2 separate regions of the Homo sapiens genome follow, and region 2 is linked to region 1. Evidence: chromatin loops called from intact Hi-C (ENCODE). Cell type or tissue: chondrocyte. All regions are shown on one strand. Links, peaks and the distances in the headings refer to the core of each region. The heading gives the core; the rest is flanking DNA. Region 1 holds the start of LHX9 (LIM homeobox 9). Region 2 overlaps CRB1 (crumbs cell polarity complex component 1).

Region 1 (11,509 bases), core at 2,287-10,286:
GCCAGGCCGCCGCTCTTGGCCGCCAGCTCCGTGTAGCTCAGCTGCGGTGGATACTCTCCTTGCAAGAGGGTCTCGAAGTGGGCGCGGCAGTACACCAGGCTGTCCTTCATGCCGAAATGGTCGCCCGTGGTCAGAGTCTTGTTGCAAGTGGAGCAGGTGAAGCAGCTCAGGTGGTAGACAGAGTCTCGGGCGCGCATGACCATCTCCGAGGCGGAAATGCCAAGGTGGCAGCGGGCACATCTCTGCACAGAGAACCTTCTGGAAGGAAAGAGTTGAGTCAGGGCGCTAGTTGAAGCAAGGCAGAGCCATATCCCACCCGCGACACCTGGGTTTGGTCTGCAGTGGCCTGAGACTGGGACCTGGGAGGGTTCCAGGGGGACAGGAGAGTAGGCATTAATTTTATTTGCTCATCGACCTTTTCTGATAAACCAAGACAAAGGATCTTTACATTAAAGTCAGAAGAATCGGGCAACTAAGCCTTAGTTTTCTTCTCTGCAAAGTGAAAATTTAAAACATTAAAAAAAATTTAAAAAAGCAAACCACTAGTTAGCACTAGCTAACTCACGGTACTAGAATATTAAATTGCCATGCCAAGTGAAAACACTTAATCAATTACAAAACATATGAATGAAAGAAGATATAATTATTCCTGGATGTGCGCGGGTGTGGGAAAGCATGCGGACACAGTCCTGGAAGATGACGATTTTGTAAAGGAAAGGTTATTATTTTTTTAACAACTTATCTTGCTTGGGCTGAGAGCGGAACTAGGTCACCTGCACTTAGTCCTGTCTTTCCCAATCCAGAAACATAACTGAGAAGAATCAATAAAGACGCCTGCTGCTGATTTTCTCCAATCTGGGGGGCATGGTTGTAACTAGCGATAAAAGGAACCCGGAACTGAGTGGCTTGGGTTTTGGCAATGGCATTTATTCCTTTTCATAGTCATTTACAGAGTCTCCTGCCACCTACGAAAACCTAACACTCTGTTGCTGCTGCCCGAGCCACTAGTTCAGTTTCAAGGCGCAGAACTTGCCCAATTCGTAGCAAGCGGAAAACAAACACCCAATCAAGTCTCGGTAGACGGAGACCACGTCCATTTACTCTTCCCCAGATTTCCCCAAGTTCCGCCAGCCAAGCTGAGAAGTGATGGGAGTGCGTGGTATTCGCTGATAAAGCTCTAGATTTTTAATGTCCCTCCCACCCACCCTCACCGTCGGTCAGGGAGATTACAGCTTGAAGGCATATGCAGTGGGTTTGCCTGGTCTCCGAAATGATAACAGCACCCGGAATGGGGCAAAAGGTAGGGGACGGAGAGGGGATTCCGGGCTCAGGCAGATGGCCCCTCCAGGTGTACTCGGGCGTAGGAAGTGGGGGTGTAGGGGAGTACCTGTAGTAATCCTCCTTGCAGTAAATGCTACCGTCCTTGGCAAAGCAGGTGAGCTCGGACTCGAGGGCCAGCTTACATTCACAGCACTTCAGGCATCTCAGATGCCACTGTTTGTCCACAGCCAGCAGATAGTACCTGTCCGAGATCTTGCCCCCGCAGCCGGCGCACAGGGCGGGCTTCTCCGGGCTGAGCGGGGGCATGCCCTGCAAAGAAAGCACACCGCAAGGCTGAGGAGGGCGCGCGGTGTAGCCGCACGACGCGGGGTTCTCCCCCAGGCAGACCAAGCCCAGGGTGTGCAGGGAGAGCGGCAGGGGCCAGGGTCCACTGCACAAAGGCAAAAGTCAGGGGAAACATTTGTGATTTCTCTCTTTGCGGCCCGCTTGCTTTCTTCCGTGTCTGCCTGAACCGGCGTTCGCGTCCTCCCGGGACTACTAACCTAAAGACATCCCAGCCATCCGGAGCCTCGCTTAAAAAGGACTAGGAAAATATTGACTACAGTTTGGTGATCGTTTCCGAATTCAAATAATTACAAGCTAAAAATTGTGGTTTTCGACGCACACAAAATAAAACAACGGAAATGATAAGGGAGTGAAAAGGAAATTTCAACGAGCACAGGTTATTTTTAAACAAAAAATATTACAGTTCGATTTCTCTAAATTCTTATAAGCAGCATTGAAATCAAAAGCAAAGGGGAGATTATTGGACCTCTGCTCATAATTTGGTCGACTTTGTTTTGATTGAGATATATTTGGCAGCCCCTGCTGTTCCCTAATTTTCAGGGCTATTGGTGCCGTTCCCAATAAATGTGTAAAGTGGCTGTTCCCAAAGAGGGTCCGCTGTCCAGCCCGCTGTATACAGTCCCCTCTTTCCCTAGCATCAACAGGCGTACTGAGACCTTTGTCTTGAAAATCTGTTTAGTGCCCAAGTTATGCTTCCCTCTGGGTCCCACTGACCCGACTCGGGATGCCCCAGTGGCCCCACCTTGAGGAGCCCAGCCCCGCTGCAAAATTTGGGTTTGGGTTGCTACTATTTGTTTTTAAAAGTGATGACCAGAAAAAGGGAAAAGGAGTTAACCTCCGGACATTTCCCTCACGACTAGCAGAAATGGGTTGATCTTCCCCACGAAACTTCAGCGGGCCTGAAAAAGTAAAGTTTAGCCCTTTACTCCGACCAGGGGCCCCGGCACTGAATGAGTGTTACAAATATAGACACGTTCACCAGTTGGGCTACTTGGCCGGACCCAAAACCCAGCTGATAAGGGCTAGAGCAGTCTCCTGATTAGTTTGGGCTACAAGTCCTACTGTGGTACCAAAGGATCTACACAGCTATGTTTGGCCGAAATAATTTCCGGAGACTTCTGTAGTCCCCCCCCCCCCCCGTTAGTAATCTGGAAAGGGAAGCGCTTAGATAAGTAATTAGTTTTCTTTATTAAGAGGACATGACTTTATTATTATGGATAGTAGAAACAGTGGTGGTTGATTAGCTTGTTTAAGGGTTGGTTATAAAGTTCATGCGTTTCGACTGGGTGCCGCGCTCCTCCGTATGTTTTATTTGATTTCCCCCTACACATGACACCCGCCGGGTCCTGGCGCTAAACGTAGTGCTGTCTCCTTAGAGGGACTGAGTCGGGATGCCAGAAACCCTGAGATTCTCTCGGTTAGGGGTCCCAAGCCCCGAGCGTCTAGAGAACTGGAAATGACCCAGTCGCGTCGGAATCTACTCCACAGGTCCGGTCATCAGGCCCAGAGACTAAGGCCACCTGGGCTCCTGCTTGGCTCGGACGCCTCGGCAGCGCGCCGTCCTCCTATTGCTTATGCCCAGCTTGCCCTCGGAGCTGCGGATCCTCGCCGGGGAGACGCCTGCCCCGGAATCAAGGGAACCTTGAGGTCTGTAGAAGAGAATGCCACCACCCCCCATCCCACCTCCTCCCAGTTCCTCTCCCTGCTCTTTCGGAATCAGCTGCGACGGAGGATAGCCAGCTGCAGACATTTCGATTCAGAAAAACGACCGTTTCTTAGCCCTGTAGGCATAGGTGGACGGGAGAAAACTCACCCGCCACCCTCAAGCGGACGTCTCTACGACCCGCCGCTCCGGTTCTCCACCGGCCAGGGAGTCGGCTTGGTTTAACAGAGGGCGCAGGGGTGCCCGGCTACCGCCGCGGCGGAGCCCTTCCTTACCGCGTCGCGGCCGTTGAGCTGGGCGCCTTTGGCCAGACGGGCCTCAGTCTTGGATCTGCGCTCCATCTCCTCCATGATGCCTTGGATGTGGCCTCCGGAGATCCCGTGAAAGAGCATGGCTGGGGGGCGGAAAGGACACGAGTTGTCTTCTGCTCGGCACCCCACTATTTCCATATACACACGCCCGGGGCTTTCAGCTCATCCGAGTGAAGGAGGCAAGGGACCAGAGAGGGCTGCCCTGTAGGAGCGCAGAGACGCTCGAGGATGGAGGGAAAGAGGGAGAGAAAGGAGGAGAAGAAACAGATGGAGTGGAAATCGGTCTGCTTGGGGGGCCGAGGGGAAGCAAAAAGAACTGGGAAGAGTTGGGGGGAAGCCTCAGCGGCTCCCTGAAGGAGATGTGCAGAAAACAAACAATTCGGGCGGAGGGAAAAAGAGGCGTAGAAGGCGAATCTTACTGCTCTGAGAGATCGAGTTACTAATGGGAAACAACTGCAGCGGGGGGAGGAAAACAAAATCTGGTGAAGAAAGAAAATAGTTTTGAACACAAAGAAAGAAAAAGACGTGCTATTTTCAGCGTTCCCTGGCTGCTTGCAAGTTCCCAGTGCCTGTAGATTGGGTTGGGGACTGCTCCTGCCTGAGCTGTGTCCAATTTGTTAAGAGACTAAAGCCAGCCCATTTTTGATAATTTAGTAGGAGGAGTTCTCTCCCCGGAGCTGCCACGGATTTTTATTCAGACAACAAAGACCTGTCATACTCCTCTCAACCCCCTGGTGATGGGCAAGCAGGACAAACATTACAAAGGGGTGGGGGGATAGAGAGCGGGGAGGCAGGAGGAGGGGGCATTTACCTCCCCACAAAACACACACACGCGCGCGCGCGCGCACACACACACACACACACACACACATCCTTCCAAGAGTTCCCAGCAGTCATGTTTTAAAGGGGAAAAGGAGCTCTTGTTGTCCCCGCCCTGTTGCAGAAGGCCTAGAACCCGCCTATTTGATCCGAGTTCAAGATCAGACCTTGGCTCAGGACACAGAGAATATCAACTTCAAACTTTGGATTTCCTCCTTGTGGACTTTTTCATCCCCAGCCTGCAGGACTGTCACCCGAAATGCATAAATATTGAGCAGAAATGTAAGCAATTTACTGAGGTGGAGATAATGCTGGTTCCTCTCCTCCCCATCCCATCTTCCTCAATCCACTTTTAAAAGCAGCTGTCTGACAATTCATCTCTTTGCCTCACCTTCTTGAGGGCCGGAGACCCTACTAGATGCTGGCTTCATCCGAAGTGGAGAGGGCGTTTGGAGCGTCTGCATTTCTCAGGGTTACTTTTGGCAAAACAATTTTCTTTGAGAAAATTAGAGTGTAGGGGACAGGGCATGGACCTGTACACACGGGTACGCAATTGCGCCTTGGCCATAGGGCGGCTTATTCTCTTCCCCGGTTCAGGTTTGAAGGAAGGTTGCCGGAGATTCTAATGTCTCATTTGAAGCTTGCCAATATAGGAAGCGACTTGCGGACTCCCGGGAGCTTGGCGCCTGCCCCCGCAGGACTGGGCGCTAGCCCCATCGCGTGCTTCTCCCACTACCCTGGCAGGACAGAGGACTTGTAAAACTGGGCGCACCCGCACACTCAGAAGGGTGTGAAAGGGACTCTTTGCCGTGGAGGAGGGGAAGGTGAGAACTGACAAGCAGAATGGCAGACCTGCTCCTCACAAGAGGTGGGATTGTTCTGTCGCCCTCAGTTCTCGGCAGCGGCGGCCCCTCCCCGGCCCCATTAAAAAGTGTCCACAATACTCTGATATTGTCGATTCATTCAAACGGCCAGAGGCCCCCTAGGAGTCCGAAGCACAGCGCTGCGGCAGGAACCAACGCGGCTTTACCCAGAGAGGAGGACGCGCCGGCCGCTCTCTGTTCCTTCCGTCCCCTTCGTCAGCCTGCGTTCCCCACTACTTCCCGCCGCCTTTCCCAGGACTGCGGTGCCTGTGTCCTGGCACATCCTAGATACCTCACAAGAGCCGCCCGGCCGCAGACCCGCTTCCCTCCGCCCGGGGGAGCCCGACCGGGAACTGTGGCCAAAGCTAGAAAGATGACGGGAGAAAAGCCAGGGAGAGAGGGAGAGAGGGAAGAAGGAAAGAAAAAAAGAAGTGAGAGGATGAGAAGAAGGGGAAGGAAGGAAGGCAGAAATAAAGCGAGAGAGGAAACGACCCCTGGTGCAGCAGCCTGACTTCCTGTCCCAAAGCGTTGTCTTCTGAGGCTCCTGGAGTGACCTCTTCCATGAAACTGAAGACACTACTGCTTCCCCTCCTTTTTTCTCAGGGTCAAAAATAATGTTATTTGCAGACTGGACGCAGTTTAAGTCCTCCGGGTGCCAAAATGCAGCTCATAAAACGCAATTTCACACAAAAATGAAGCCAATCAAGTGAACTAAGCTGGAGACATCCCCCTCCTCCTTACTTTGGCAGCTATACCTGACAGCAGGGCTGCTATTTACTGTAAGTAATGTAATTAGCCCCTTTGGATGGGAATCAATGAGCTTTTCAAACCCACGTGCACACAAGAAGGGCCCTGAGGAGGGGCTGGGGGCAGCAGTCCTTTCAGAGACAGCAGGTCCTCTCACAAAAGGGCAGATTGCCTTCACACAAGTCAGAGGCTAAACTGGCTCAGAGCTGGAGGAGGAGAGGGAGAAAGAGGAGGAGGAGGAGGAGTCTCTGAGAAGTCCCCTCAGTCAATTCACCCAAGGAAGCTCCAAGCAAAAAGTAAATACAGGACTTCAACCTACTTTGTCTAGTTTCTGTGCTAAAACCTCTCCCAACCCCCAAATGGGGGTGTTTGAAATTAGGTTTGGTTCTTGTTGCATATTGCCCCTGCTCAGCAAAATCAACAATGAAGAACCCAAGAATACCACTGCTTCCTTGCAAGAGATAAAACTTTGGAGACTGCATGCAGGGAAAGTTAAACAACTCCAGGAAAAAGCCAGAACTTTACAGCGTCTCCAGGGAAGCCAAACACAGAGGTTTTGTAAGCCCTCCAATCATCCATTCATTCTTCTATTCCACACAAGTTTGTTAATCATCTAGGTACAGGCAAGGCAGAACACCTTCTGCAATCAGTTTCCAAGTTGAATCCTAGCTATTCCTGCTCTTATAAAACTCAGGTTATAAGTTCCTGCATCCAGTGGCATTTGCTACTTCCTGTAAAGAAGCAAACTGCCAGGATTCTTCCTTCTCAGTGAACGCAGGAAGTCTGGAGAAAGCTGGGGGTGGGGTGGGGGTCAGCTGGAGTTTGGGAGGTCCTTGTTAGCTCTGCGGAAATACGTCCCCATGGGTCCAGCCCTGCCTTCTCTCACAGTTCCTAAGGAGGAAGCCCAGGAAGGGTGGGAAGGAATGCCCTCGAATTGGGTGTGTGACCCTGGGTTTTCTACTCTTTTTGTCTTGGAGCCCCCAAGAAAGATTGCCTAAGAGCTCCCCGCTCCTCATTCTCAAAGGACTTTAAATAAGCACTTTAAATAAGGAAAGCATCTTTGTACCTCTGCTTTCTTTCACCTCTCCAGCAGAGGGGCTGAGGCCCGGTGGCTGGGGACAAAAAAAAAAATGTTCCCCCTTCTCCCAGCTGTAGTCTGAATGGCCCGCAAGTGTTCCATAAAAATTACAGTGTTCATTTTTTCAGTTCCTGAGCTGAGGGACAGGTGCATGTGGTTCTCTCTAGCCTGCGTCGGGGATAAGATCTTAAGTCTCCTCTAAATTCAAAGTTCTACCAGGTATAATGGGGCAGGTCCCTTGACCAGCACTGCTCTCCCTCACAATTGAGCACACGCAGTCCACTAAGCTTTCTTTCCTTTCTATTCTGACAGCACCCATCCCGCTACTGTTGCCGCTTTTAGGAAAGTGGACGGCCGGACTATAGTGGAGCATAATAGTTGGAACTGAGAGTTCGGGATCTTAGAATCTCTATGAAGGTCAAAAAGACTGCAGCGCCCTTGTCGCCGGCTCAGGTGGGTCTACATGGGCAAAGAACCCGAGCCCAGTAGAATTCCCTAGGGGGGAGGAAAGGGAAATTAAACCCACAGAACAGTTAGGGTTGAGAGGGAAGAAGTAACCCAACAAATGTGCATATTTTGAGAGCAAAGGTGACTTAAGGTCTCTCTCTACCTGAATTTTGGAGGCCATGATTCTGCGCCTCTAAGTTTGCCCTTTAAGAAGGAGGCGTTACCTTTCCTCCAGACCCTGTTAAGCTGGTTAAGGAGCCCCTTCGGTTTGAAAGGCGCGGCTCTTAAAACAGTATCCAGCGTCTGGCACTGTCCTGAGCACCCAAGGCCCAGTGAAACGTCAGCGTCAGCCTGAGGCTGGGAACCATGCGTTCAGTGCCGCGCCACCTGGCCCTGGATGCCCGGGCTGCGCTGGATGGAAGGTGAGCGGATTGCCGGGACACGCTGGGGCCTTTCTCCAGACAGTGGAGACTGAGATACTCCATGTGGAAAATTTCCCCCTACACTGAGGTTGGCAGATCCATACTGGGGCTGCTGCACGGGCGCACTTCTGATTCAGTCCTACTAGGGGATCCTCCCTCAAGACAAATGGGAGTCAGCCAAGCAGAGCTGGGATACGGGGAGTTCGGCTGCCTGGAAAGGGGTACCCGAGGCCACGCTCCAGCTGCGCACCCTTGCCAGCCTTTCGCTGGGCGGTACTTCCCGGCCAAGGCCCTGCCCTTTCGCGCGTTCTCTGCCTACCCTCACCCTTCGCGACAAAAAAAAAACCTCTCGCCAGCTTTTGCTTCCTTCAAACCTCTGTTCTCTATAGCCCCTGGGCTCTTCTCCCCAAAGGGGCCTGCGCCAAGTCTAGAATACAGCTCTTCTGAAATCTGATGCTCTTTTACCTGAGATTTGTTGCGCCGCCTGCCCTCAGCTCTGCAGAAATAAAGGGAGAAGTCCCGCACTGCGTCCGCTGAGATCAGGCGCAGAAACGGCTGCGCTGGGTTAGGACTGAACAACAACAAAAAAATGTGGGTGAAGCCAGTTTCCAGTTAACCCCTACACGTGTGAGAAACAGTGTCTTCTCGGCCCCCCTTCCATCCCTTCCAAGAAAGAGACACCCCCAGCAGCTCCCCGGAGGGTCAGGAGCGCGTCCCTGGAGCCACTGACTACTGGAGGATCAGTGGAACCAGGACCTCTGCCTGGCGCCCCGGACACTGATCCTGAGGAAAGTCAAAGACAGTCAAAGAGAAAGGCAAAAGGAGGGTTTCAGGAGTCCTATCAGGAGACTCTGAAAGAGAATGTGTATTTTTGAGCCTACGAAGCGCGGTTTAATTTTTAAGACAAACACACACTCCTCTTCGTTCCACCCAACGAAGGCGCACACACACGCACACACACTCACATGGTATACGCACTGGCCCAAGGGGCAGAGAACATCAGAAGGAACCTGGCACATAACTCACCTGCCTCTAGAGTGGTACCGTTCAGCATTCTTAGAGGAAAAGGAGTGGATCACGCCGTAATGGTGGTTGCACTGGCAGAGAAAAGCCGGGAGTCAGACCGGCGGTACGGCCCGGCTTCCCCAAGCACCTCCTCCCATCCGGTGGGGCGCGTCCAAACCGCTCCTCCCGTGGAGACCTCAGGTAGGGACGCGGCTTGGAGCAAAGCCGGGCCTTCCTCCGGTAGGCTCCCAAGAAGTCCCTGAAACTCCCGGGCGTCCGGGCGCACTCCGAGGGCAGAAAACTGCTCCGACTAAAATATCTCCATCAGGGTCTTACCTTGATGTCCAGATGTCAGACGTTTCCCCAACTAGAACTCGGTTCTCGGCGGGAGGCGGCGGCCAGAGGTGCGGGCCAGTCCCTGCGTCTCGCTGAGGGTCCCCCTGTTAATCCAAATAAATAAATAAAGCATTGGATGAAAATTAATTTCTCCCTTCTCTCTCTCCCCCACCCCGTTGGAGTTGATCTGTTTCCCTCACCTCTGACCCTTAGCTCTCTCCACCTGTCTTTTATTTTCTGTTTATGCTTCCAAATCGGGAGGGGGAGGAGGAAGGGGTGGGCAGAGGGCACAGACGCGGGCCGGTGCCCAGAGAAACGCTCTGAGGTTGCGTTCAGCCCTTCCAGCCTCTCAATAATCAGAGGAGGTGTTAATGGAGGACTCGGCGGTAACTGAACCTCATAAAGCCCAGAGCGTCTTGAGGCTGGGGCGCAGCAGGGGGACTGGAGTCCCGCGGCGTGCCCTGGGCTCCCGGCCCCCCAGCCAGCTTTTGCCTCCCTGCAGCTTGTACCTAAAAGATGCTGCCGCCAGCTGGTGCTTGCATAGACGGTGAATGGGCGGTAGCTCCTGCGGGGAAACTAGGCTAAGCCATTGATTGTTCACCCACCGCGTCCCCGCCTTCCTGTCCCGGTCCCTCCTTCACTCCCCTCGCTCCCGGGCTGGGTATCAGGAACCCAGCACTCGGGAGTATTCTGCGCTCGAGGTCGGCGTTCGAGGCCGGGTCAACGAGAGAGCCGGGGCATCTCTTCCTCCCGGGACCCGGCTAGGGGATGGGGGTGGTGATTAACCTTCCGGGAGAAAACCCTCACTTGGACCCGGGCAGGCAGGGGTTAGAGGGGATGCAGCCAGACCCGGGACGGGGCGGAGGCCACATTACCTGGTCGCAGGTTCCCAAGGGGCTGTGTTGCCCGGGGCGCAGTCAGGCCGCGGGAAAGTGGAGGGAGGACCTGGAAGCTGGGCCTTGGGCCAGTTATTTACCCATTCCCCCACCCGGTGCGCCCCTCACAGTCGGAGATGGGGTGGCAGGGGATTACAGCAAGGCTCCCGCGCCGGTAGGGAGGAGAGTATGAGCAGTGAGATTGACCGTTCCAAGATGCTGGTCCCGGTGATGGTGCCGCCCTGCCTACCCGCCCCTCCTCCACGTGCCACCATAGCTACTCCTTGGCGGTGCGTGGCGTGGGTCCAGGGCGCAGTGGGGGGGGGGTGTGGGGGGACGCCCGCTTGCCTCCCAGCCGCTTGCGAAAACCGCGTGGGATTGCTGCTGCATGTGGGGCACGTGGGAGTGGATGCCGCCTCCACGCCTGACCCACAAGCTCCGCCATACAGTTTAGGGTCGGTAAGGAACAAACCAGGAGCGGCGAACCCCCTGGCTTTCTCTTTTCATCCCAAATCCCGAAATGTAGCTCGGAGCACCTCCTACAAGATCTCTGTTTCTACCCAAACACTTGGCTTCGCTAACTAGTCCCACCAGCCCGGTCAGTCCCACCAGTTTACCTTTTAATCTCCCCTACACCTGACTTTCCTCTTTCCGCCCTGGCCTCCTTAGCTCTTTCTTCTAGAATCTCCCCTATATCGGTCAGGTTTCGCAGCCAGGAAGGGACAGTCCTCCCGGGTTCATCTTCTATGCTCATCAGCGAGGCCATCGAATGGATGGACGGCGATACCCACCCGAAAACGCTTGGGTGCTTTCAACTCATTCCTGTCGAAAGCAACCGGGTTTAACCTCTTTGCGGTCCAATACCGTTCTAGGTATTTGGTAACGACATGCATTCTATACACACACACACACACACACACACACGCAGGCGCACGCACACTGAAACGCGCACCAAAGCTCACACTTTAGAATACAAATTTCTGCTAGGAGGATGTGGTCGTTAAGGATCTTCCAATTCCTCTAGAGTCCATGATTCTTTGGTTAACACTGTCTTTTATGCCTGCAGTGTCAGGAAGGAAAGCCGTGAATCTGTGCGTTTTGTGTCATGAGCCCAACCTCGAAGCTGTTTGTGGGGACAGAGGTCAACCCAGTGCCCTGGGCACCCCAGCACACATCAGAGCATCCAGAGGTCCAGGGTACGCTGGACATTCCAGGGATAGCTCAGTCTCTGGCTAAAGACAGCTGCGTGTTCTTCCCCAACCTTTTTCTCAGAAATCAGGCTCTTCACAGAGACTCGCAAAAAGGATGTAGACTTTC
Region 2 (11,509 bases), core at 2,107-10,106, 590 kb after region 1:
AAGGAAATTCATCATATAGTTGAAAAGTACATTGAATATAGTGCATTTTCTTATTTCCCAAAAGATTACTTTTATACCAAAGATCTATTTTGTAATAGAGGAATAAGATATTTTTCTACATTGATTTGTTTCAACATACATTGAACTGGCCTTTCTCTGCCCTCTTACAGCCCTATTTTTCTCATACTGCAGGCATCTGAATGAGAAAAATGTACATTAATCAATCTGGCTAATTTTAAAGAAGGCCTCAATTATGAAATGATTCATTGCATGAAATTGAACTAAAAGCAGTCACATGCTTAGAGCTAATATTCTTTTCATTAAAAAAGTTTGCATCCACTTACTTTCAGCTTCAATTGGAGTTTTTGCTTATGCACAGCAGATTCTCACCAGCCTCTTCAGTGGCTCTCTCTGAGACCATTTCTGTAGTTCATGAATCACTGCCCATGAAGCATAATGGAGTGCACAGAGGAGAATTCACGCAGTGTGAACCCTCTCTATGTGCTACAGCTCTTTTTCCCCTTCTACCTCTCTGCCTTTTAAAATTTATTACCTTTTCTTACTTTGCTGCTCAGAGGAACACAGGTTTTTTTCTGTAAGAGGAGTTCTTTATGATCACTCTAAATTTGGATGTGGTGCACAGCAGCTAGGTCATTGTAATACAGTTTCCAGGATTCATCAGGAGGTCTAAGTTGAGGCAGAGCACTCCAGCACATCCATGCTGATTGCTGATGGTCTTTTTTCTTTCCTTCTCAACTTTGGCTTTTCCCTTGGTTCTACAGACCTTCTTTGGGGTTCTCGTTAGTTGGCCTGGGCTGCCACAAACACTGGTGGTCATGGGATAGCAATGAAATAAACACACTTCCCTGTGTGTCTAAATGATGGTATGGTGCAAGAAAAATTTCCAAATAAAGCTCACATGAACTTAATATTTGGCCGCCAGCCCTGGCTATACATTAGACTCATCAATTAAATTTGACCCTCTGGAAGTAGAGTCTGAGCACCTCTGTTTCAGAGCTCCCTGGGTAATTGCTAATGAGTAGTCAGGGCTGAGAAACACCCATGAGCTACTAGAACACAGGCCATTCTACTTGTGTAGGAGATTGGTGAGCAAGCCTATGACTGCATTTTTTTTTTTACCCGAACAAGCCTAACCAGCTAATAATAGACCCGATTTTTATCTGCCTTATGAGTCTCTTGTTTAAATTCTGTTTTCAAGAAAGTTTTATATATGTCACTTGAAAAGGTGAAATAATAACATGTAGCTGATTTCATAGAAAACAAGGGAAGAATATAGTCAAATAGGGAACAACACTATTATATCAGGGATTGACAAGGAAAGCATCCTCATTGTGGACCTAAGTGTTATAGTGAGAAAAGGGGACTCATTCCCATTGGACCCTACAGGGATGTGATACAACCTACAGTATAAATGAATTCATTGTAAGGTGAAGTGCCTTATGATGGAATTTGACTACATTTCACATTTAGAATATACTCTTTCTAGCTGTTTTTTTTGTTTGTTTTGTTTTTTGTTTTTTGTTTTTTTGAGACAGGGTCTCACCCTGTCGCTCAGGCTGGAGTGCAATGGCACAATCTCAGCTCACTGCAACCTCTGCCTCCCCAATTCAAGCAATTCTCCTGCCTCAGCCTCCCAGTAGCTGGGACTTGTATTTTTAGTAGAGATGTGGTTTCACCATGTTGGCCAGTGTGGTATCCATCTCCTGACCTCGTGATCTGCCGGCCTCAGCCTCCGAAAGTGCTGGGATTACAGGCGTGAGCCACCACACCTGGCCACCCTTTCCATCTTTTATGCCTAAATTTAGACGACTGAAAGGATTCATTAAAATCCAATTTAATTAAGATATTTAAAAAACATACATTGTAAAATATAGTTTTGCAAGCTGTGTTTTTTTTACAAATATAAGACTATTACACAATACTATAGTTGAAATGAATGAAACATTAATTTGATTTTATATCTATTCCTTTTAATCACCATTCACAATATTGAGATAGAAGCAGAAAATGGAAGACACTATCTTAATGAACTGTATTGATTTTTAAATGTGACCATTGTAAACAAAGCACTTCCAAGCCAGCCCCACAAAAATTTCTTATTTTTATTCAAAAATTTAAAAAATATTGAAATTCACCTGCCATAACTCCACCAAAGAAAGAGACACCTCAGTATGGCATACAAACAAGGAGCTTTTCATACAACTATTGTTTTATAAGCTTTTAAAATATTTCCTATAACTTTTAGATAGTATTGACAATTAAGTCACTTGATAAAATAATTTTCCATTTGACATAAGCATTTTAGCATCATAGAGTATACATAAAATAATACAAAAAGTGAATTCTTATTTAATATTCATTTACCTGAGTTTCAGGATGGGGAAGGGTGCCCAGAAATATATGGAAGAATTGTAAAACTTAGAACAATTTAGTAACAGTTGATTAAGCAGCCATTACTCACAAATACTGAGTCAGGCTCTTGGAGGAAGAGGGCTCCTCTTTTTTTTTTTGAGACGGAGACTGGCTGTGTTGCCCAGGCTGGAGTGCAGTGGCGCGATCTCGGCTCACTGCAAGCTCTGCCTCCCGGGTTCATGAGTAGCTGCGACTACAGGCGCCCGCCACCACACCTGGCTAATTTTTTGTATTTTTAGTAGAGACGGGATTTCACAGTAGTCTCGATCTCCTGACCTCGTGATCCTCCCGCCTCGGCCTCCCAAAGTGCTGGGATTACAGGCGTGAGCCACCGCGCCTGGCCGAGGACTCCTCTTCTTAATCCACTAACTGACATCTAATAGAAACTCAGAAAGTATTGATGAATTAAAGAATAAATATAAAACAATACTCTGTCCTTTAGAAACTAACATTTGGGGGGGGGTGCAAAAACATAGATATATGTAAAATAGGAAAGAATTATAGGGGATTCTTTAATACAGGTGTCAACTAGTACAAACATAATGAATATAATTACTGCAGCAGTGTGGAATTATTATTCCAGCTGGAAAGGAACCTGGAAACACTTCTTGTGTTGGGTGATATTTGAACTAGGTCTTAAAAAGTATAGCAGAACTTCAGAGTAGACATTGTGAAGTGAGGAAGGACATTCCAGGGGGAAAGAAATGACTTGTATAAGAAATGAAGAAGATTTATTAGAGGAAATAGAAGGCTTCGGTGGAATGTGTGAGGACATGGCCACTGTCATGGGCCCAAATTGTGAAGTGCTTTCAGGGAGAGGCTAAAATTATTCTCTGTGTAGTGGGAAGCTCTCAAGGCTCTTCAGAACTACGGCATAGGTCTATTTTAGAAAAGTTATTTCAAAGGCAGTGTTCAGAACAACTTCGAGAAGGTAGAAGCTATAAGTAGAACGTCTGGGAGGTTGTGTAGTAGTACACACAAGAGTTGAAATAAACCTAACCAAGGAAAAGAATGGATGAGCTCAATTTGGAACATATCTTAGATGTCAAAACAGCAGATTCTGAAGACTGGTTGTATGTAAAGGAGGAGGGAGAGGGGAAAAATTTCATTTTAGAGCAACTAGGAATGTGTCTATTTTATAAAATATATAGTTTTAGAATGTTTAAAAGTAAAATGATGCTGGAGGGTTCTGGTGCAAATTTTGAAGAGAAATATTTTCCAAATAGATATATTGCTTAACACTTGGAAAAAGAATGACAAAATAAAGAACTAAGTGTGAAAGTGTTGGGAGAAGAAGGCAAGTTTAAAAGCTGAAAGCCTCAGGAAGGCTTTCAGGAAGGTACAAAAACGGCAAGTGCTAAGGGAGAACATGGTATTAAAATGTGTGTGGTGTCTTAGAGATATGAGTCAGGAACTGTAAGAAAGTGGTGAGCAGAAGTTAGAATGAATGCATGTGAGAAAGCATAGGCTAGGTAAGTTACCCCCTTACAAGTAAATGGAAAAGCCAAAGAATAAAGCAAAGCAAGAAATGTGGCCATCGTGAAGAATTGACCTAAAACAGTAACAGTGATTCAAAAGGATAGGGAGGATAAATACTGAGTGTGAAGAGGCTGAATAGCATGTAACTTGGTAATGATGAGTTGTCAACTTGTTACTTTATTATTAAAATAAAATTCTATCAACAGAAACATTGTAAAGAATAGATAGATAAATATGAGGTACAATTGTTTGCTCTAAGACGTAAAACAAGAACAGGCTTTTTTTCTTAATAAAAATCGTGGTTTATCTGATATACCATGCTCCATCAGCTTTACTACCACTGATCTGTTGATAATACTCAAGTCAGCACTAGAAACCCATCAACTTCCAAACTGCCTTCCCAGAAGGTTGCAGTGCCAGGCTTTGGGGATTAGAAAGCAGGCTTGAACTGGAATGAAAGGAACATGCACTGATGAGGAAACCTGAACTGCCCTTGAGTTTCTCTTGGACCTCATTCATTCTAGACTGAATCCAGTTTTAAATCATGTAGAGCTCCATTTAAAACAGCAACAGTGACAGCAGGCAACCACTTAGAATTCAGTGCATTCAGTGGATTTTCAGCAGTTTAGGGAGTTTCTATCTAGTGATTGATTCCTGTCAAGAACTTGGCCATTTTCATAAATGATTGTGTGAAAAATAAAATGTCACCTCTGCTTCTGCCACTTAGAAAGAGCTAACTACACCATCTGTGATTCAGATATGATCACACTTACCAGAATAATTGTGGGGACAGATACAAGTATATCTTCCTATTTCATTGAGGCATGTAGCCTCGTTCTTGCAGGGATCTGAAGCACATTCATCCACTTCCAAGTCGCAGTGTCTGCCTTGATATCCTGGGACACAGAAGCAGGAGTAACCATCAATTCCATCCTGGCACACGGCCCCATTTTGGCAAGGGCTGGAAGCACACTCATCGTGATCTATCTCACAGAATCTTCCAGCATATCCAGCAGGGCAGATGCAGACAGGATAAATAGGGTCCTGATGGCAAATACCTCCATGTTGGCAGGAGTTCTTGCCACAGGAACCAATGGTAGTTTCACAGATTGTCCCACTGTACCCAGGAGGACATTTGCACAGAAAGCTCCTTTCTCCTGGGGTGTTCACACAAGTGGCACTTCCTTGACAGGGATTGGAGAAGCAAGGGTCTTTCATGTTGTCACAGTCTTTGTCCAAATTATTGGCTGTGTCTGAACAAGAACAATCATTGTCTTTTGAAAAATCTTTGCATGTAGAATTGTTTTGGCAAGAATTTGAGAGGCACCTGGTGTTGTTTTTATTGCAAAAGGAATCTACAAGGAAATAAAAAGTAACAAGATTAAATTTATAAATGAGGACAAAGTTAAAAATCTTTCTTTGTGACCTTTGTGCTGCCTCAACCAAACTCATTAATAAAATACATAGTTGGGTTCATCCTAATGAAAAAACTACGTCATCTACATTACTATACCTAGCACATTGTATGTACTTTCAGTGAACAATGCAATAATTTTCATAGTGATAATACCTTCAGAGCAAGACTTAAATGGACACAGAAAGAAGTTATAGGATATTTTAAATTATAATTGAAATTTAGTTCCCAGAGAAAGTACCATAGAGAATTTTGTTTCCTGATTTAACAGAAGACTTATATACAGGATAGCAAATTTTACTGGATGTAGAGTTTAATTGCTATTTTCAGACCAAATTATATAGGCTGCAAAATTGTTTCCTTGCAGTAAAGTTTGCCATCTACTGGCTGTTTTAAGAAATTCTACCACTGTGAGTTTCAGACTTTTTGTTTTCCCTCTTTTCCTTTCTTTTTTCTTTTTAAGAGCAGCAGAATTCCTTCAAGGAAAATGTCATGAGGAATCCCAATGTACACAATTGGAAAGCAGATCTGCTCAGGTCGAAGCAGGGAAGGTCCCTTGGAGCCCAGTCAGACCAGTCTCCTGCCTCCCCTAGAGACACCTCCAAGGAGCTAGGGTTTGAGACCAGCAATTTGAAAACCTCTGCACAAGAGAAAAGAAAAGATTTTATATAGTTACTATAAGCAATTATTTCTATATTTGCATTAAGTATTTCTAGTGCTAAAATAAAGTTTTTTTGTCTGCTGAGAAGTAAAAACAAATTTGACCAGTTTTAAGGAAGATGAAGACCCAAATAACAGTAAATATATTTCTTGTGTGTGTGTGTATGCATCTGTGTGTATGTATTTTCTAATAATTAAATTGACTTGGAAAATAGCCATATTGGTAATTTTGTTTCATTATGAGGCCGAGTATGTTTATTTAGAGCAATGAAACAGTGCAAGGTGCAAGACTTTCAGGGAAGAACATGTTAATTTCTCTATTGTAAGTAGTATTTATTCCTTTGTCCTTGATAGTTCTATTGCACTTTTCTATGAAACAGGTAATTCTCTAATTTAAAATCATCAATCAAGAATCTGAAAGTTGTATTCAGTGGTTTTTATTATCAATCTTTTCATTGACTTTTCTATTTAGCAATCATAGGAGATTTACCAGCGAGTCAGGATAATACAGTGGGAAGGGGCAACAGATGGGTACCAGGCCTGCTCTGCCTCTCCCAGCCTTGGTTTCTGTTTTTTTTTTTTTTTTTTTTTTTTTTTTTTTTTTTTTTTTTGGTGTGTGAGAATTAAGTCACTAAATTTAAATGCTTTGCAGACACATCGTAAGTGTTTGGTAAATGCTAGCTCTTACCTTTATAAGATGTTGAGAAATAGTTTTGAGTTCTTAATAGAAAATTTACTGAACAAGTACAAAACATAGCAATAAAAATAATTAAAAAGGTACAAGTCACTAATAATTTTCACTGAAGGAATTTTATTTTAAGAAAGAGAATGAAACAAAATAAACAAACAAAAAAACACGAGTACCCTTACATAGAAAGCCTAACAATGGACTAATTCAAGGTGCCAACTATGCCCTTCCTGTAAATTACCTGGGAATGGTCAGGATCGGACAAAAATAATTATGAAATTGAATTAAAAAGGTTCTGTTCCCCAGCTCCCTTGTTTTTTGCAAGAAAATATTTAACATCTGATTATACATTTTTAAATTATTTATTATTATTATTATTATTTTGAGACAGAGTCTTGCTCTGTCGCCCAGGCTGGAGTACAGTAGCATGATCTCAGCTCACTGCAACCTCCATCTCCCAGGCTCAAGTGATTCTCCTGCCTCAGCCTCCCAAAGAGCTGGGATGACAGAAGCCCACCACCATGCCTGGTTAATTTTTTGTATTTTAGTAGAGATGGGGGTTTCACCATGTTGCCGCCAGGGTGGTCTCGAACTCCTGAGCTCAGGCAATCTGCCCGCCTCAGCCATCCAGGCCTCCCAAAGTGCTAGGATTACAGGCTTGAGCCACAGTCCCCGGCCTCTATAAATTTTAAGTACCATTTAAATTCTTGGCTCAGCAAAATGCTAGCTATGGAATTTGAGTTGTGATAAGGACTTAATTGTTCAGAGCATCTGCTGTATCTTTGTATTGTGCTCCATATCTATTTATTTATACCAAGTGCTCAGTAAATATTTCTTGAGTATTAACTGTCAAAGCCATAGCTCTTACCTTAATAGTTTCTTTATGTAAAACTATGCATATGTATATGCATACATATATGTATATTTAAATGTATAATTATTGATCCTTGATCTTTTTCAAAATTCTATTTAAATATCCTCTTATCATCAGTATACTCAGTCTTTTCTTAAGATTTACTAACTTAATTCTCTCCCTAGCTCTCTAATTATATCTGTCTCTAGATCTCATTTTAACTGATATTAACGTCAAGAATTAAATGTATCCTTTGTCAGCAGAAGGAAAGGAAGGAGGCGTAGATAAAACTCCTATTATTGCTCATATCTGGGTTAAAGTAGCAATTTTTAATATGCCTCATATTTAGCTAGATAAACACTCCTCATTGTATCCTCACTAATGTATATAAAGTTATTTGGGAATTTATTCATTGTTCTGGAACATGTATATTTCTGGTGTTTTTTTTCCTCAAACTGTTGAGACAAGCAGGGACTTGGGGAAGTCGCTGCTAGGGATAGGAAAAGAATATGTCACCTGTGGTATGGAATAATGTTATTTTCAATATATATGGTTGGCGTTATTTGAAAAAAAATTGAGTAATTTTCCAAACGTGTAAAGGCACAGTTTTTTAAATTTTAATTCTATAGTTATCTATATTTAACCTAATTTTACCTAAATAATCAGAGTAGAATAGAGGAATTGTGAACATAAAATTTGATATTTCCAAAAAATCAAATGAATGGTGTCTTACATCGTTTCACCTAGAAGACTGACGATTTTATAAACATTTGCTATGTTTTGCTAATGAAATGTAATCAGAATGAAATAGAAGGTATAAACAATGCTACTGGAGATAGAACTCAAAATTTCCAGGTCTAAGAATGCCAATTTATGAGAATAAAGTGGTTTGCTGAATTCTCTTTAGCCTGGCTTTCTGCAGAGAATGAAATTTAGTTCCAGGATTGGGGTGGGGAGGGAGGCGGTGCAGGAGGGGCACATCTTTAATCAGGACATAGCCAAAATGGCTTGCACATGGTAAGGCAGTCAATAGAAATTTGTTGAATAATGAATGAGTGAGCAAGGAAACCTGAATTCCCATTTAAGCCTTGCTGTGAAATTCTTACTTTGACCTCTTTTGATAAAATCAAGCAGAACAAATGATTGGTTAAATCACTTACTTTGATGTACTGCGTGATAGAATCCACATGGAGCAGTTAAAATAAGAAGTAGATGGGCTCCTTTAAGACCATTTTTCCTTTGTATTCCTACTGTACACGTTGTCTTAAATACTAAATTGAGGCCAATTTAATATAGTGAGAAGAGGACATTTTTATGGTAGACAGAGATTTAAATTTTGGTTCTAGTATTTACCATCTCTGTGACTTTAAGAAAAAACATTTTCACTGAGCCTCAGTGTCCTGATTACTAAAGAAAATGATGTGGAGCCATATATATAGTGGATAAGCGCATGAAGTTTGGTGCCTGGGTTTAAATCCTGGCTCTGCCACTTACTAAGTCTATGAGTTTTATCAAGATAACATCGCTCTGCCTCAGTTTCCATTTTTGTAAAAATGGCACCTATCTCATAGAGTTGTTATAAAGGGTTAAATTAATGAACATAAAATGCCTAACAGGGCTTGGCACAGAGTGAGCATTATCAATCATCCTTGTTCTTATTATTATTAGGAATAAAAGAGATAATACACATAAAGTTCCTTATAACAATCAAGCATAAAGTAGTTTTTTAAAAAACATTATTTGCTTTTTCTTTCAATGCAGGGTCCAAAGTACATATATCTTATTATTTGTCTATTGACTAGCAGAGTGCCATGTACATAGTTGGTGCTTAGTAAATGCATATTTAACAAATGAATAAGTTCAAGAAAATGAAACTATATAATATTGCAAAGAGAGTTTTGGGGGTTCTGAGAAATGCAAGCTTAGCACCAGCACACATTCTCTGAGAATCATACCTAATAATCAGGGCAGGTTCCCATCATCATCAACCACAATTAATACTCATGCAAACTCCTTGAAACACGACTTTCTTACTCCAGGTAAGAAGATTGGTTTTGGCCAAAATTCATTGACATCACCTGTATCTTAATATCCCTATTCTACTATTAGCTCCTCTTTAGAAGGTCAGTGGCCTCACTGAGAAAGTTTTCTGTCAACATATTTTAAATCCCCTATATCTGATAGGCACGTTGCTATTTGCTTTTATATATAATTTCTGATCATCAGCATCATCACAGATGAAATCAGGTCCTGCCGGTTCAAAGGTTTCTTTTTCTCTCAAAGCATCCCCATGAGAATCAAAGCTTCTGGGTCCTCCTTTACACAGCCTACACACCTAAGCACAGGGTCTGGCTTGGATCAGGTCTTGGGCGTTAGGGTTAGGTAGGGTAAGGGACCAAGTGCATGTGCCTCAGGCTGCAATCATACACATTTACCTCATAGAAGATGCCCTGCCCTTTGTCATCCTTAGAACATGACTAAATGATGCAAGTTGTGAAGGTCATTTTTACTCACTGTCAATCATGAAAAATTTTAATGAGGAACTAATTATATTCCTTTGACATTACATTTATTTAAAGCTAATCAGGCCTGAAATCACTGACCTTATTATAATCAATGTATATTTTAATAAGGACAGGCTTTTGAATGACCCCTTTTACTATGGAATAGACATATTTTACTAGTTTATTTGCCTCTAGCAAATTGAAATTCTCACAGTAAAGCTAAAAGTGTTCTGAACAAAGACGAAAAAGTTTTTTCCCGCTCCATAAAGCCATGTTTTGCAGAATCGATCAACGAACAGATATAATTTCAATGTCAATTATATAATGATGGTGCAGGAAAATTTAGCTACACAACACTTTTGTTCTAAAAGAAGATCCAAAAGTTTTAATATCTCTACTAGAGACTTATCAGTGTGCTAAGTTTTATTATACACAATTAATGTTAAAAAAGTGACATTTGTAAAATAAATGAAAACAGCCCTTCGAACTCTAGTTCATTCCACTGTACATCAAAATAGTATTGGCAATCAATATAAGAATGAAAATAATTAGAATAATCTAATTTTTCAATATTATTTTTGATATTATAAAAATTTCTCCAATTTATTGGTTCCTTTCATAATTCTTGTGTTTCATTTAACCCCTATAGAAAAATTATGGGATTGGAGGTATTACATCCATTTTATAAATATGGAATTGAGTTTCAGGAATGTCAGATAACTTCCCCAAGTTTATGCATCTAATATGTGCTAGGTCAGGATGCCCAGACTGTAAAATATTTATTTGAAAAAAATCCAAATGAAAAGGAAGACAGAGTCATAAAAAGAAACATCTAAAACATTATCTAGATCAGCATTTTCTAAACATTAATGTTCATATGAACTGCTGAGGATCTTGTTAACCTTGCAGAGTCAGGAGGAGTGGGGCCTCAGACTTGGCATTTATGGTAAGCTCCTAAGTAATACTGATGCTGTTGGTCCACATACTACACTTAAATAGCAAGCACCTATACCAGTGCTGTCTAATGGAAGTATAATGTGAGCTACATATGGAATGTTAAGTCTTCTGTAACCATGTTAACAACGAAAAACAAACAGGCAAATTAATTTTAAATATTTAACCAAATATAGATAAAGCATTATATTTAAATATGTAATTGGTATAAAAATTATTATTATTATTATTATTATTATTTGAGACAGAGTCTCACTCTGTCACCCAGGCTGGAGTGCAGTGGTGCGATCTTGGCTCACTGCAACCTCTGCCTCCTGGGTTCAAGGTATTCTCATGCCTCAGCCTCCTGAGTAGCTGGGATTCCAGGGATGTGCCACCATGCCCAGCTAATTTTTTCTATTTTTAGTAGAGATGGGGCTTGTCTCGAACTCCTGGTTTCAAGTGATCTGTCTACCTCGGCCCCCCAATGTGCTGGGATTACAGGCATGAGCCACCGTACCTGGCCAGTGTAAAAACTATTAATG

The links. A loop is a pair of places that touch in the nucleus more often than their neighbours do. Peaks named below come from ENCODE experiments on the same cell type or tissue, not always from the same donor. Only the 100,000 strongest peaks of a DNase experiment are listed, where the experiment ranks them.
Region 2: a loop joins it to region 1, with 2.3 times the contacts of the local background. A loop is called at or near these places in 7 of 110 quality-filtered maps.

The regions. Positions count from the first base shown.
Region 1 is chr1:197,910,053-197,921,561 of GRCh38, reverse strand. It overlaps LHX9 (LIM homeobox 9), which reads right to left and starts at 4,190. Exons shown (of 5, transcript NM_020204.3): 1 at 3,565-4,190; 2 at 1,388-1,590; 3 at 1-258. The coding sequence starts at 3,738. RefSeq lists enhancers at 1-87, 2,893-3,619. In chondrocyte, for the core only: CTCF peaks have their summits at 5,403 and 5,604; DNase peaks (open chromatin) are centred at 3,187, 5,523, 7,934, 10,171 and 1 weaker place.
Region 2 is chr1:197,322,180-197,333,688 of GRCh38, reverse strand. It overlaps CRB1 (crumbs cell polarity complex component 1), which reads right to left. Exons shown (of 12, transcript NM_201253.3): 2 at 4,686-5,267. Among named protein-coding and RNA genes, the nearest start is that of CRB1, 60 kb to the right of the region's middle. In chondrocyte, for the core only: CTCF peaks have their summits at 5,507 and 5,710 (motif pointing left); no DNase peak of the experiment used is centred there.